Linked DNA regions of Homo sapiens: region 2 is linked to region 1. The links are chromatin loops, found by intact Hi-C in ENCODE. Cell type or tissue: dorsolateral prefrontal cortex. All regions are shown on one strand. Links, peaks and the distances in the headings refer to the core of each region. The heading gives the core; the rest is flanking DNA.

Region 1 (8,544 bases), core at 3,124-5,623:
CACTTAAGAGAGAGTGGCAATAACATAATCATTTTTTACAAACTGCCAAATTATAGAAAATATTGTAAGAAATTTTTCAGAATCATGAAGCCATGTGTATTCACAATACAGTTCATATTATCATGTTTCATTTGAAAAATTTATGATCTCTATTTATAATTGTTAAGAACTTACAGCTTATTTCACAAAATCATTGCTCTTTTCCACTGTTATTTGTACCATACGTATGTACCATAGTGTGCTTAAACGTGATTATTTGAACGTCTAGTTTTTTGGATGGTATGCGCATTCTAATCTAAATCAATAATGAAGTTTTATCTTTGGGGTAGTTTTTGTTGCATAATGAATTCTAATTTTATGTTTAATTTAAAGCAAACAATTATTGTTAGAAAACTATGCACAAAATAAAATTCAAGGATGAAAAATATATTTGGAATACATTTTGTATATGTCTACCATCATCAGTACTGAGGAATATTAGATTTTATACAAATATGTGAACAACTGAGAAAAAAGTCATATCTGTAATAGGGATGAAGAAAGAAACACAATGCTGACCTCTTAACTGCTGTCATAAGTCTCCATATACAGGTAGAAAAGTCATTTCTTCCAGTTTTTGAGGTAAAGAAAACCTTTTTTGAAATTGAGATCGGATACCAAATATTTCCGTTTCTTTCCTAAACTGCTTCAGAGCCCCTAAATTGCCGATTCTCTCCACTATCTTCCACATTTAAAAATCTTTTTAAAAATCACATAAATGAACTCAAATCTTTATTACTTGAAAAAATACTCCATGTAAAAATAGTATAGAAATTATGAAAATCATTTGAATTATACTTTCTGCAAATTCTAAAATGACGTCTATGACATCTATGTATTGATGATAGGAAATGACTTAAATATATGTTTTATTATAATCTAGTTGCAAATAATGCAGTGAGAGAAAGTGTGTTGACATATTCAGTGATAGCAAGTTCTATTATAGGAAAAAATGTATAACGTCATTAAACAAGTAAATTCTACAGACTGTATCAATTCTCGGAGTTATGAAATTTTAACAATGTTATCTAAACCTTGAGATAAATCATTTGATTTAGTTATTTGTTTGTTTATTATATATCTTTCCTGGTACAACGTAAGCACCATAAAAGCAGAGACCCTGGTCGGGGTCGGTGGCTCACGCCTATAATCCCAGCACTTTGAGAGGCCGAGGTGGGCGGATCACGAGGTCAGGAGATCAAGACCGTCCTGGCTAACGCTGTGAAACCCGGTCTCTGCTAAAAATACAAAAAAATTAGCAGGGCGTGGTGGCGGGAGCCTGTAGTCCCAGCTACTCGGGAGGCTGAGGCAGGAGAATGGCATGAACCCAGGAGGCGGAGCTTGCAGTGAGCCGAGATCGCGCCACTGCACTCCAGCCTGGGCGACAGAGCGAGACTCCGTCTCAAAAAACAACAACAACAAAAAACAGAGATCCTGCAGACCTTGCTTATTGTTGACTGCCAGGACCTAAAAGATCACATAAAAAATAGATAGCCAAAAATATTTTGAAGAACAAATGAGTTAGTGAATAGAGTAATAAATTACATGTCTTGGGGTGGTGAACCAGTGAAAATGAAGCATCACAAAATCTACAGTTGCATGAATTTGCCTATTCTGGTTTCTGGTTGAGATGACAGAATTATCTAAGAAGAAGCATTTTTCAGAGTAAAAGTGTGGTTATTCCATACTTGCAGGGGAAATATCGCTATATATAGCCTTGATGCAGCTATATCAGACTAAAAACATGGAGATAAGGTGGAACATCAAAATCACATGGCACCCACTACAATACCTTCAAAACAGCATATAAAAGACTTTTGGATATTTGTATATATTTTCTCGATTGTGAATGATATATTTGTATTCTGATATTTCTAGCTGGTTATTATGTAAAAAATGCATTTCAATTTTAAAAATTGAGTTAGTTATGAATTACCTTACTAAAATGTGATTTTTATATAATATTTTTAATATCCTTTCTAAATGAACATTTTAATTGCCATATTATAAAATCACAGAAAAGTGAGTGAAAAATAAATTATACCACTGAATGAATATCTTAGCTTTGGAGGTCTAGAACTAGAGCCAGTGTCTGATATTAAAGTGATAACATTTCTTTGGAAGGTAAGTCCAGGGCAGCAATGGCAGGGACGCGTGGAAATTGAGGCAAGAGCACGTGGAAAGTGAGGCAAGAGCAGATGTGAAAGAACGTGTTGGGATGTATTGTAACAATGTGTTGTGTGTATGTGACTCTGTTGTGGCAACTTCATTATAAGGTGAGAGAGACAGCATGGTGGTCATCAGATGCATGCACTTGGACCCCAGTACTTTTCCGGAAAGGCTACAAGGGGAATACCACAGCCAGCATTAGTCCATGGAAGCGAGAGAGGAGGGAGAATGTATCTGTTCAGCTGTCTTCTGTCTTCCATTTTCCATTGGCCAGGGTTTCCCTGAGGCGGAACTACCATCTCTGCTGTTCTGCTTTCCATCATCCAGTCCGTTGGTGGCTGTTATGAAAGACAGACCTCAGGCCCACAGTGTGGTGTTCCATTCAAGGAAGGATGGTAGGATGATCTGGATCAGGCAAGGTGCTGGCCTAGAGAATAAGTGACAGTTAAGGGAATCTGAGGAAGCACATGTTTAAGTCCAATACTGTCTACTCCTTGTACCACTCAGATTTGCTCATGTCTTCCAATCATGGCTGGCTTTATGGGCATATGATTTCCACTGTTGCACAGGGTCTTGTGCTTAGAGGCGCTCATGCTTAGAGGGGCAATCATTAGTCTTCCTGTTGCATGCTGTATTAGCAGCAATGAACCTGGTTTATTTGGGGGATGCTGCCATCTTCTGATTTTATCATTGTTCGCTGGGCACCTCTTCTCAATCTCCTTTGCTGGTTCTTTCTCTTGTCTCTAATCTTCTGCAACTGCTGTTTTGTTTTTGAGACAGAGGGCACTCCTCTGCTGAAGAGGGAATGGTCTTGCACTAATTCCCTAGGAGTTTTCTCTCCCCTCTCCTGTGGATTTGTCAGAGACTTGGACAGAGTCCTGTAATGCCCACTATGCATGCCTCTAGCATGTTTGAATTCTGCTGGATCATCTGGCACAACGGGCAGAGCAGCTTAGGCCAGACCCTATAGCTGTTATGGAACCCTTTTTTGTTCTGGTTTCCACTTGAGACCAATGGCCTTTGGAAACTCCATTAGTGAGTCAGAGCAATATCCTCAAATGAGGAATATGTTGACTCCAAAATCCCAATAGGCCCAAAAAACACTGTGCCTCTTTTTTAGTGAGAAGAATTATGTATCAGGAAACATGCCGTTTACTTTAAAAAGGATGTTTTGACACAAGGACCAGGAGCATGGACCTGTAAAAACACCATCTATGTTATAAGTTCCTGAATCTGCTGAGGTTTATGTCTCTCTTCTTCTGATATTTTACTTCTGTTCAAAGTAATACTATTTTACTATATTTAAGGAACTTGCCACTTCCTGCTTATGAATACCAATTAAAGTAATATTATTAATATATTGAGTTAGCATGATGTTTTGCAAAATGCCAATTAAACTGAAAACAGAAGTGACACAGCTCTGACATAAAACAGTGAAGCAGTGCTTTTGTTCTTACCCCAACAAACAAATTGTTTTGATTTTCTCTCACAAAGGGTGTAGATTTAAAAACATTCGCCAAATCAAAAGCCACATACAAAGTACCAGAAACCACGTTCTGCTCAGTGAAGGTACCACATCCTAGAGAGCATCTGCAAGTGCGATTTAAGTTTATGCTAATGTGCATTCATCTGATAATCCATCTGGTTTTGGCAGAGGCCAGATAGGTTAACTGAATAGGGATATAAAATGTACTACCACCCCCAGTGTTCATTATCAAGAGGACTTAAGCTTCCTTTCAGTCGTTTATCTCTGCTTCTGTGAATTGGCTCAGTCCTGAGAACTGGCTGAGGGTCTTTGATTTGTCATATCAGTGCCTGACCTCAGGACTCAGCTTTTTCAACTCTGTTTTCCTCTTGATTTATAGTTATTTAGCAAAGTATGAAGCCTCTTCAACTATTGGCCTATCAGCCCAATCCAATGAGGCTGTTGCTGTCACCACTTCATTAAATCTGACATTTGTTAAGATCACCAGTGAGTGCGTGTTGCCAATGGTTAGTCTTCATGTTGCATGCTCTATTAGCAACATTGGACATGGTTTACTGGGGGGATGCTGCCCTCTTCTGATTTTATTGTTGTTCACTGGGCACCTCTTCTCAATCTCCTTTGCTAGTTCTTTCTCTTGCCTCTAAACTGAAAATGTCACACTGCCGAAGGTCTCAATTCTTCAATCTTTAATCAATCAGACTTGTTTTGTTGGTGATCTCATGCAGTCTCCTTACTGATAATGTAGCCAAATGGTTCAATAGAGAGGAATAAGGCTGATTATTCATCTATATATTCATATATATCATTTTAATATAGCATTGCAGATATTGGCAGATTGATATGTGGGGAATTTTAATTATATGATGATCTATATATAATTAGATAATGATATAAGTGAAGAAATACATAGATAGAATTATGGTTTACTAACCCATTTTTGATTTCTTGCGTTTTGTACAATGTCTCAGTATCTGTTAGTATCTTATTTCTTAAGTTTTTTTCTCTATGATCAATTACTTATGAGTTAATTTTTGTGTACAGTATAAAATAAGGGTCTAAATTTACGTTTTTTTCCTTCTCTTTTAACTCCCACTTCTTAGGTAAGTTCATCTACTCATGGCCTTACTTATTTTCTGTGTGCTGATGATGCCAACATTTAATCTTTCAGCTGAGATCTCAACGCTGGTCTCCGAATCCTTTCTCTAATAGACTATTTGACATCTTCATTTGGATGCCTAACAGGAACTTGAACTAACATGTCCAAATCAAAATACTGCTCTTCCCCCAATTGTCAGATTTGTTTCTTCTACAGTCTTTCCCTCTTCTGCTAATGACCACTTCAGACTTTCAGATGCTTAGACTAAAAAAAAATGGAGTCAATATTTTCTCTCTTTCAGAACCTATCTTTAAGGCATCAGCAAATTTTGTTGACTCTACCCTCAAAAACCTACAGAATCCAATCCCTTGTCATCACTCTGCCATACTAGTCTAAACTGCTGCATATCTTGCCAGGATATTTGCCATGAGTTTCTAATTATTCTTTCTAGTTCTGCACATCCTTTTATCCTGATGTATTCTCAAGGTGGCAGCCAGAGAGAACCTGTAAAAACGCAAATTTGATCATGCCATTCTTCTCCTCCAGATTTTTCAGTGGCTTTCATCTAATTCAGAGTAAAGGCCAAATCCTTACGAAGTCTTATAATCATTTGAATGATCTGATTTTGTCTGCCTGTGTGCCCTAAAACACCTGGCTCATCCCATGCTAACAACACTGGCCTTTGTGTCACTTCTTGAATATGCCAAGCATTGCCTCAGGGACTTCATACTTGTGTCCCTTCTTCTTGGATTGCTCTTTCTCAGATATCAACACTGAACGTTATCACTCCTCAGATATCATTGAATCATTGAGGCCTCCAATACTACCTTATTTAAAGATAAATCTCATTTCACTTTGCAGTTTTTTTTTCTTTTTTTAGCTTTTATTTTAGATTCTGGGGTACATGTGCAGGTTTGTTATGTAACTAAATTGCATGTCTCAGGCACTTTGTGTACAGATTATTTTGTCACTCGGGTGGGAAGCAGAGTACCTGATAGGTATCTCTTTTATCTTCACTCTCCTCCTTCTCTCTGTTCACATAGACCGTGGTGTCTGTCGTTCCCTTCTTTGTGTCCATCTGTACTCAATGTTTAGCACCCACTTATAAGTGAGAACATGTGGTATTTGTTTTCTGTTTCCATGTTTATTGGCTTAGGATAATGGCCTCCAGCTCCACCCATATTGCTACATCATCTTGTTTTTTTCTAATGACTGCATAGTATTCCATGGTGTGTATGTACCATATTTTCTTTATCCAGTCTACTATTTATGGGCAGTTAGGTTTATTCCATGTCTTTGCTATTATGAATAGTTCTGTCATGAATATTTTCATGCATGTGTCTTTATGGTAGAACAATTTATATTTCTCTGGATATATATCCAATAATGGAATTGCTGGTTTGAATGGTAATTCTGTGTTAAGTTCTTTGGAAAATTGCCATGCTGATTTCCACAATGGCTGGACTAATTTACCTCCCCACCAGCAGTGTGAAAGCATTCCCTTTCACCACAATCTTGCCAGAATCTGTTGTTTTTTGGGGGTTTTAGTAATAGCTATTCTGACTGGTATGAGATAGTATCTCATTGTGGTTTTGAATCACATTTCTTTAATGATTAGTTATATTGAGCATTTTTTCATATGTTTGTTGGCTGAGTGTATGTCTTCACTTGAAAATTGTTCATGTCCTTTATCAAATTTTTAATGGTGGTATTTGTTTTTTGCTTGTAAATGTAAATTCCTTATATGTTCCGGATATTACGCCTTTGTCATTTGCATAGTTTACGAAATATTTTCTCCCATTCTGCAGGTTGTCTGTTTACTCTGTTGATAGTTTCTTTTCTTGTGCAGAAGCTCTTCAGTTTAATGAGGTTCCACTTTTCAATTTTTGTTTCTGTTGCAATTGATTTTGGTGTCTTTGCCATGAAATCTTTGCCAGGTCCTATGCAGGAATGGTGTTTACTAGGTTATTTTTCCGTTTTTTAAAAAAATAGTTTTAGGTTTTACATTTTATTATTTAACCCAGCTTGCATTGAGTTTTGTGTATGTATAAGAAAGGTGTCCAGTTTCCATCTTCTGCACATGGCTATCCAGTTATCCCAGCACCATTTATAGAGCAGGGAGTCTCTCCTCATGGCTTGTTTTTGTTAACTTTGTTGAAGATTAGATGGTTGTAGGTGGGTGGCATTATTTCTCGGGTCTCTATTCTGTTCCCTTGGTCTACGTGCCTGTTTTTGTACCACTACCATGCTGTTTTAGTCTCTGTATCCTTGTAGTATGGTTCAGTCAGGTAATGTTATACTTCCTGCTTTGTTCTTTTTGTTTGGTATTGCCTTGGCTATTTGGGCTTTTTTTTTTTCATTCCCAGTGAATTTTAAAATAGTTTGTTTCTAATTTTGTGAAGAATATCAATGATAATTTGACAGGAATAGCATTGAATCTATAAATTGGTTTGGGCAGTATGGGCATTTAAACAATATTGATTCTTCCCATCCATGCACCTGGAACGTTTTCCCGTTTGTCCATGTCTTATTGGATTTAATTGAACAGTCTCTTGTAATACTCTTTGTAGAGATATTTCACCTCCCTGGTCAGCTGTATTCCTATGTATTTTATTTTTTGGGACTATTGTGAAAGGGATTGCCTTCTTGATTTGTCTTTGCTTGAATTTTGTTGCTATAGGAATGCTACTAATTTTTGTACATTGATTTTGTATCCTGGGAATTTGCTGAGTTTGTTTATCAGACCAAGGAGATTTTGGCCAGAAACTGTGGGGATTTCTAGGTATAAAGTCACATTATCTGCGAACAGGGATAATTTGACTTCTTCTCTTCTATTGGGATGCCTTTTATTTATTTCTCTTCCTGATTGCTTTGACCAGGACTTCCAGTACTGTTGAATAAGAGTGGTGAGAGAGGACACCCTTGTCTTGTTCCTGTTTTCAAGGGGTAATGCTTCCAGTTTTGCCCATTTAGTATGATATTGGCTGTGGGTTTGTCATGGGTGGCTCTTATTATTGTGAAGTATATATCTTCAATGTCTAGTTTGTTGAGAGTTTTTAATATGAAGAGACATTGAATTTTATTGAAAGCCTTTTCTGCATCTATTGAGATAGTAATGTGGTTTTTGTTAGTTTCACTTATGTGATGAATCACATATATTGATTTACATGTGTTTAACCAAACTTGTATCCCAGTGATAAAGCCTGCTTGATTATGGTGGATTAGCTTTTTGATGTGCTGCTGGATTCAACTTGCTGGCATTTTGTGGAGTGTTTTTTTTAAATCTATGTTTATTGAGGTTGTTTTCTTTTATTGTTGTGTCTCTGCCTGGTTTTGGTATCAGGGTGATATTAGCCTTGTAGAATGAGTTAGCGTGGAGTTTCTTTTCCTCAGTTTTTTAGAGTAGGTTTAGTGTGAATAGTACCAGTTCTTTATACACATGGTGGAATTCTGCTGAGAATCTATCAGGTCCTAGGCTTTTTTTGTTTGTTTGTCTGGTAGGCTTTTTATTACTCTTTCAATTTGGAACTTGTTATTGGTTTGCTCAGGGATTCAATTTCTTACTGATTCAGTCTTGAAAGGTTGTACATATCCAGCAGTTTATCCATTTCTTCTAGGTTTTCTAGCTTGTGGGCATAGAGGTGTTGACAGTAGTTTGGGAGGATTGTTTGTATTTCAGTGGGGTCAGTGGTAATATCCACTTGGTCATTTTTGATTGGGTTTATTTGGATCTTCTCTCTTTTTTTTCTTTATT
Region 2 (8,544 bases), core at 3,026-5,525, 240 kb before region 1:
TCTTTGTTAGTGGTACATGTTTAGAATAAATTCCTAGATGAAGAAATGCTGGATCAAAAATAAACACACATGCAGTTTTGTTAAATATTACTCATTTTCCTTCTGTTAAATAAAATGTATGGTAGGTCATTGTTTTGGGTTGAATTCCTGCACTAGCCCCCAACAGGACAAACCAAAATGGAGTCACTCTTGACAAGAGCCATGTAGTCAAACTGAAACTTTAAAAAACAGGAAAATCTCCCATCAGGCCAAATTTTCCAAAAAAAAAAAATCCCCAAAAAAACAAAAAACAGGAGATTCACAGTAACCAGTTAAAAAGGTCCCAGTAAACCTAGGCTGGCATGATATGAAAGTACCCCTTGTTTTAACCCTTTCAAGGAAAGTAACCCTAAGTTAACCAATCCACTTTGTTGTATTATGCTATTTCCTTGTTTCTGCTCAAACTCCCTTACACATATTAATCGTTCTGCTATGCCCATGGAGCATTTTTCTGTTTTATAGATGGAATGCAGCCCAATTCATAATTGATAATAAAAGCCAATTAAATCTTTGAAATCAGTTTGTTGAAATTTTGTTTTTTAACATCTCTAAAAGCATTATACTGATTTGCAAACACCAGCAATGAATGTTTTTATTTCTTATTTCACTAACAAAATAGGTTGACAAGCTTTTAGAACTTTTTGCCAACGTGACAAATGAGGCACAGTTTTAATTTGCTTTTCTCTTATAAGTGAATTCAAATGTCTTTTTATATGGTTAAGGGCCATCTAGCCTGTTTATAATGACCTAGAAGAATAATATCTTCTTTGTCCTCCACAGAGGAAGATTCTCAGTGCCTATCCATAAAGTTTTGGTTTTTCACATGCCACTTTCATCTCTATTTATTAATTGGCACTTAGCCTACTTAATGGGTTGAGGTAAACATTTGCTGGGGCTTTTTGGAAACAGAAGCATGAGACTTTGGCAAAGATCCTGAAATCATTCATTCTGAAAAACCATCATATTAAAATGAAAATTTTGTCATGGTTTCCAACTTAATGCACAAAGTTATTGTTGTATTTTGTTACTGGGATGCCTAATGTGTTGATTAAGAAATGTCAATCTTACTGGACCAGCTACATCAGAATAAAGATTGGGGGTATCTTAAACAAAATAAAATTCTTAAGCCCTAACTGTAGAGATTCTGATTTATGAGATCATAGTTTAGACCCTATAATCTGTATTTTTAGCAAGTTCCTCAGTGATTCAACCAGTAGCAATGTTTGGATGTTTGGAAATCATTGCAACACTTGGAGGTAAACTACTTAGCAATTAGCAAATGGAATCAGTGATTCTGCCTAGTTATATCCCAAAGAGATGAACTTATGTAATCCAGAATTCTATATGATATTATGATATGATATTTCCTCCTTTTATATCCCCTGGCAACCACCATTCTACTTTCTGTCTCTACAAATTTGACTATTGTAAGTGCCTCATATAAGTGGCATCATATTTGTGCCTGGCTTATTTCTCTTAGTGTAATGTCCTCAAGGTCCATCTGTGTTGTAGCATGTGTCAGAATGTTCTTCCTTTTTAAGACTGGGTATATTCCATTCCATGTTTATACCACATTTTGTGTATATATTCATTTGTCAATGGACACTTGGGTTGTTTCTGCCTTTTGGTATTGTGAATAATGCTGCTATGAACATGGGTGTGCAAATATCTAAGTCCTTGTTTTCATTTCTTTTGAGTATATATCTAGAAGTAGAATTACTAGATTGTATGGGAATTCTGTGTTTCAGTTTTGGAGAACCCATCACACCATTTTCCACAACAGCTGCACCATTTGCTGTTTACATTCCCACAAACAATGTACAAAGGTTCCAATTTGTCTCCATGCTTGCCAATACTCCTTCCTTCCTTCTTTCCTTCCTTCCTTCCTTCCTTCCTTCCTTCCTTCCTTCCTTCCTTCCTTCCTTCCCTCTTTCCTTCTGTTGCAGTTTTTCTGCTCCTTAGCTTAGCTAGGTCCAAGTTCTTGTCTCACAACCAGGAAGTAGGCACACAGACACTGGAGAGTGAGTGAAGTAGAAATTATTAAGCAAAAGGAAAGCTCTCAGCAAAGAGGGGATGCTGGGGTGGGGGTTCCCCTACCCGATGGTGGGAAGTCCCCCACGTGGCTGGGTCCAGGGCTTTTTATGGATTCAGAATGGGGAGTGCACGCTGATTGGTTTGTGAGTATGCCAAAATGGTTAAAGCAAGGACACCACTCATAAGTGGGCACAACAGTGTAGAAAACCAATTAGGAAAGGGTAGGTGTATGTAAAACAGGTGAAAGGTGAGGATCAATCAGAGGAAAGTGAACCAAACAGGAAGACAAGTTATCAATCCCATCTGAAATTCAGCTTGTAGCTTGGCTTTCAGGCTTTAAACTGTCTTCTGCTTGGAGGTGGGGTTTCACTGGGTACCCACTCCTATCTGCCTAGGCATTTGGCTGCCTCCTGCCACTCTCACTTATTTCCCCTCTCTCCCTCCCTCCACCCTCCCTCCCTCCCTTCTTTCCTTCTTTCCTTCCTTCCTTCCTTCCTTTCCTTCCTTCTTTTCTCTCTTTTTTCTTTTCTTTTCTCTTCCCTTCTCTTCTTTTTCTTTTCTTTTTTTCTTTCTTTTGATAAAGCCATCCTAATGGGTATGAAGTGGTATCTTACCGTGGAGTTGCATTTCCTTAATGACTAGTGATGTTGAGCATCTTTTTATGTGTTTATTGGACATTTGTATATCTTCTTGGAGAGTGTCTTTGTTCTTTATGAAGATTATTTTGCCTACTTTGATTATTTTGTGTACCTTGAATGTCCATATAAATTTTAGTTGAGATTTTTCTATTTCTGCAAAAACGTTGTGGGATTTTGAATTTTTAGATTGCTTTAAGTAGTACTGACATTTTAACAATATTAAATCTTCCAGCCCATGAACACAGGACGTCTTTCCAGTAAATTTGTATTGTTTTAAGACAGTAAATATGTAGTAAGTTGTTTCAGCAGCAATAAAAAAACTAACACACTGATCAAATAAGTAAATCCATGTTCCATGTGTTCAGTAGTTTAACTGATTTTTTTAATCATGTAAAGATGAAAAGTGTAAATTATTCACCATTAATGTCTGTGACTTCCCACTCATCTCCCCTTACCATAAGCCCATCCTCCAGTCTTGCTGCTGGGAACTCTTCTGCTGTCATTTATGGAGAGAGCCCACGGATCTCCAGCTATCCTGGCTGGGCCTCAGAGCTGTGAGTGGGGCTACTCAAGGTCATACAGTCCCAACTGAGCCGGCCTAGAGGGGAAGGGCCCAGCCAGCCCACAGAATCAACTGTGAGAACGGTCATACATGCTTGTTGTTTTAAGCCACTGAGTTTTGATGTGGTTTGTTATGCTGTAACTGTTAATTGATACATTCTCTCTTCAAATAGGCTTTTTCCAACTGCCCTAAACAAAAAGTCCTCTGGCCTTTAGAATTAGTACGTCCAGGCATTCTGCTTTGTTTCCTTCAAAGCCCTTATACATATCTGAAAGTTTACTTTTACTTTATTTCTTTGGTTGTTTATTTTATGCATTCATCAAGGAGGATAGAAACTTCACCTTCACAGGGACCTGGTCTGACTTGTGTCTTGTGAGGCCACCAGCAACTGTAACAGATCCCAACACTTTGCTCAGTAAATATTTGTTTAAAAACAGCCTGAATTAATAATATGGCTCTGCCGCTTTTCAAATAGTGTTTATTTAATGAGATAAAACTAGGTTTATAATAAATTACATTTTAAAACCAATTTTCCTCATAATCAATGAAACTCACTCCTAGATCTTTTTTCAATATGTCCAAGCTATTGTTGATGTTCAAGATGCTTGTGATTTGTGCTTTTATTGTGGCTTTATAAATATATTTGCTGGAGTTTAAGAAAAACTGTATCAGAGGTTGCTTCTAAATTATAGGGTTTGTTGTTGTTGTTGTTGCTTTTTTTGTCTGTTTTGTTTTTGTTTTTCATTTTTTTGAGACAGAGTCTTGCTCTGTCACCCAGGCTGGAGCTCAGTGGTGCAACCTCAGCTCAATGCAACCTATGCCTCCTGGATTCAAGAGATTTTTGTGACTCAGCCTCCTGAGTAGCTGGGATTACAGGCATGTGTCAGCACACCCAGCTAATTTTTGTATTTTTTGTAGAGATGGGGTTTCTCCATGTTGGCCAGGCTGGTCTTGAACTCCTGGCCTCAAGTGCTCCTCCTGCTTCGGCCTCCCAAAGTGCTGGGATTACAGGCATGAGCCACCGTACCTGGCTCCAATTATAGTTTTAAACGAGAAATTGTCTTATGGCTTCTTAATACTTGAGGTAGTTTATCTTGTCACTTATTTAGCTTTATAGATTCATCCTTGGAAAGTTTAATTTTCCTAAAATCCTTTTCTGCAACTTAAAAATATTGTCAGTAGGTGGCACTCCTGACCCACAACTTGTTATTCTGAATTGCTACAAGAAGCGATTACCTATTGATTTTTGTTCTCTGCAGTCCTCACAGAGCTTCACACCAGCTGGTCTCTCTGCAGACTCAGCCAAAAACAATCTGCTATGACAGCCTTCTTAGTTTTGTATACTGCTATCTTGTTTCTGAATCCAGCTCTCCAGACCTTGGGTTTGGAGAGTCACTGAGATTGGGACTATATGGATTTCAGTCAGAGGGAAGATCCCTCCAAGGCCCTGAGGCTGGAGGGGCCCTGAATGCTTGGGAAACAGCATGGAGTGCAGTGGGGCAGGGGAGGGGTGGGTGAAGGGGAGAGTGCTTGGTGAGGAGGTCAGATGGGGGCTGAGGTAGAGGGTGGTGGACAGATCATGCTGGATCTTGCAAACAGCAATGAGAGCTTTGGATTTCACTCTGAGTGATACAAGGAACCACTTGGAGGGTTTTGGGCAGGGTGCTGACATGATATGACCTGCATATGAATGGGACCACTCTGTAGGGGCTAGCTCAGCAGCAGGAGGCCAGTAGGGAAGCTTCTACAATAATCTAGGTGAGACATGATGGTGGCTTGGGCCGCCACTATCCCAGCTGGTGATGGCAGTGATGATGGGGGCAGATTTCTCCTTTTGGTGCTGTTCTTGTGATAGAGTTCTCATGAGATCTGGTTGTTTAAAAGTGTGTGGCATCTTCCCCTTCTTTCTCTTCCTCCTGCTCTGGATATGTAAGATGTGCCTGCTGCCCCTTTGCCTTCTGCCATGACTGTAAGTTTCCTGAGGCCTCCCCAGCCATGCTTCCTGTACAGTCTGAGGAACCATAAGGCAATTTAACCTCTTTTCTTTATAAATTATTCAGTCTCAGGAATTTCTTTATAGCAGTGTGAGAGTGGATGAATACAGCATGCCACCATGTCTGGCTAATTTTTAAAATTTGTTATAGATGGGTTCTCACTGTGTTGGCCAGGCTGGTCTTGGACTCCTGGCTCCAAGCAGTCCTCCTGCCTTGGCCTCCCAAAGCACTGGGATCACAGGCATGAGCAACTGCACTTAGTAACACTAGTTTTCTTGATCTTGTTGGATTGGCTTGGTTGGCAAAAATTATTTCCTTTCCCATTATATGATTAACTGTTATGTTTAATTTCCAAAGTTAATATAGTATTACATATTTGTTTTATCATTATGGTAATTTTAAGAGATACCTTTAAAGATTTCCTGGAATTCCATGCATATATATCCATTTCCTGAAACTCTGTATCTCAGTTCCCTTATGTGTAAGATGGAGACAATGATGATACCTATTACTAGGACTATTGTGAGGATTAAATGAAATAAGACATGTAGAGTGATTGAACAGTGTTTTGCTCACAGAGTTCAATAAACGTCAACTCTTGTTTGTATTTTTATTACTGTGAGAGATGTAATGTATCTGAAATTAGCTTAGATCATGCAATTATCTTACAGCAACAATCCTAATGACTACTCTATATACTGCTGTGGCCTTAATGTAGAATGAAAGGTAGAAACAAAATTTTAATAATATGGCAGGTATAAGGTAAATGGGGCATCAGATATTAGGGTGAATAGAGATAAAAGCTGTTTGTCTCAAGCACAAATGATAAAGAAGCATATTGCTTATAAAGGACTTAAAACTGTAATGCAATCAATGAAAAGTTAGTCTACTTTTTATTATTATGACAGATTTGCAAGTCAGTGATAGAATACTTCTCTTATTGAGAGAAGACGGTTCCTATCTCCTTCTCTTTTGTTATGCAACATGTACAGGGCATAGAAGACATCTTTTGCCACCTAAGTTTGCCTACAGCTATTATCGGATATGATCCTCTTTATATGAGACTTTAAACTGTGCCTAATACAGCACATGGTATGGCAGGGGTTCAGTCTATATTTAAAAATTGATGTCTTTTTTCTTGAACCCAGGTAAACATTGAAAAATATTTATCTGCATAACTCACTACATAATAAATATTACACTGCTCCAATTCATAAATCATTTCCAAAGGACTCTTAGTCTGTTGCATATTCCTTACTGATGGTGATAAAAATTATTCAGTTTATTCATTTATATTTCTAACATTAGAAGTTCGATGCATAGTCTTTGTATTAGACTACTGCTAAAGACTCAGTAAATCATCTTGAGACATCTACATCATTTGGAGATGGGGCATGCAAAATTTAGAAAACTACTTGTCTTCAATTTGCATCTTTAGTAAAGAGAAACATATTTTAGTCACAATCTAATGTGGAAATCACAATCTAAGGGCATATTGGAAGATCATATGTAGAACTTGGGTTGAAAACTATGTCGAATTTTAGGGACAGGAGTACTTCCTGATTGAGGATTCAGAGATAAGAGTGATGGGTAGGAGACATTTATGAATACCAAATAACAGATGTATGTATTAACTACAATAAACGATTGGTGAATCGATGTTTGATTATTCAGAACTTACATTGCAAATTCAAGTGGGGCGTTCTTTCTGGAGCTATGACAAAGGCAGTGTAAAGTATCTCTACGACTGTAACCATGGTGGAATTCACAATAAGAATTTCAGGGACTGGCCGGGTGCAGTGGCTCATGCCTGTAATCCCAGCACTTTGGGAGGCTGAGGTGGGAGGAACACTTGAGGTCAGGAGTTTTCGCCAACATGGTGAAAACCCGTCTCTACTAAGAATACAAAAATTAGTGGGCATGGTGGCGCAGGCCTGTAATCCCTGCTATTTGGGACGCTGAGGCAGGAGAATCGTTTGAACCCAGGAGGCAGAGGTTGCTGTGAGCTGAGATTGTGCCACTGCACTCCAGACTAGGTGATAGAGTGAGACTCTGTCTCAAATAAAGAAAAAAAATATTCATGGACTGGATGGATTTAATTGGCAAACTTAATTGACTGGGCTGAGAACCAGATTTGTTTGATGGATTTCATCCTCTCAAGCTTGGCCATATGCAGAACACTTTTGCTCGGGTGTTGCTATTAGATGTACTTATAATGACTATCCAAATATAGATGCCGTTAATCATAACCTAATTAAAATTATAACAATATTTGACATTCTCAGATTAGTTTCAAAGCAGTTAGGTATCTGGTTAGCCTCATATCTCAGTATTTTTTATTTGCTTAAAGTAGCACTTTTCCACCATGCAATTTTCCTCTGGCTGAAGTGGAGGATTAGCAGGGCTGTTTTTACATTCTTAATGATCTTCTTGTTTTTCTACATATCCATCATTTCAATGATTAAGATCAAATTATTTCTGGATCAATGTTGATATAAAATATAACAGAAACTCCTATTGGAAGGTCGGTGTGAATGAAGCCCACCTTCCTGTTGACCAGATGCTCATTAACCTGGAGTTGTCTATTCACTTTACCATTTCTCCTATCTAATGTTCCTTGTTTGTTATCTCCCTAAGGGGAAACACTGTACAGCTGTAGTGATAGGCGACTGGCTCCAGAGACCCAGGACAGAGGCCTATGTGAGAGCCATGAACATTATGATTGCTTTCTTCTTCCACCTTCTCTACAGTTTGGGAACTTCCCTTTCATCCATCAGCTACTTTCTATGCAAGAGGAAAATAGTGGCACTAGGTGCCTACCTATCCATTAAGTCACTCATTTATCCTGATTATGGAAAACAACAAGGTTAGAAAAGCCCTTTAAAGATTGCCGTGTCAATTTAAAAATGCTTCAAAGTAGCAAAAAGAGGAAATCCTTAACTCCATATACAGACTTAAAAACTTTCACCTTATTTGTTTTTGTCTTTGAGCACCAGTGAATTTTCAAAGAATTGTCAGAACTGTATTTCAGATAACCATAGGCAGCTTTTAACCTATGGGCAACAAGCAGAAACAAAGGTTTCCTTTCTCCAGTTAGAAGGTAATAAAGTAGTATTCACAGATTTCTGAAGAGAAACAAGTGTAAATCTTATATGTTCAGCCATTTTATCATTGAAGTGTGAGGGTAAAATCAAGTCATTTATGGACAATGCCATGGCTCAGAAATACTGCGACACTTGCATCTTTCCTGAAAAAAATTGAGCCAAGTCAAGATAAA

The links. Peaks named below come from ENCODE experiments on the same cell type or tissue, not always from the same donor. Only the 100,000 strongest peaks of a DNase experiment are listed, where the experiment ranks them.
Region 2: a loop joins it to region 1, with 11 times the contacts of the local background. A loop is called at or near these places in 18 of 110 quality-filtered maps.

Annotation. Positions count from the first base shown.
Region 1 is chr12:10,955,687-10,964,230 of GRCh38, reverse strand. The region is part of intron 4 of PRH1-TAS2R14 (PRH1-TAS2R14 readthrough); the gene reads left to right. All of the region lies in intron 4 of PRH1-PRR4 (PRH1-PRR4 readthrough), which reads left to right. It also overlaps a transcript of PRH1 not described here. Among named protein-coding and RNA genes, the nearest start is that of TAS2R14, 21 kb to the right of the region's middle. In dorsolateral prefrontal cortex, for the core only: a CTCF peak has its summit at 4,258 (motif pointing left); no DNase peak of the experiment used is centred there; H3K27ac peaks cover 544 bases.
Region 2 is chr12:11,195,732-11,204,275 of GRCh38, reverse strand. All of the region lies in intron 1 of LOC107987435 (a long non-coding RNA gene), which reads right to left. It also overlaps the pseudogene LOC100420583. Among named protein-coding and RNA genes, the nearest start is that of TAS2R42, 13 kb to the right of the region's middle. In dorsolateral prefrontal cortex, for the core only: a CTCF peak has its summit at 4,471 (motif pointing right); no DNase peak of the experiment used is centred there.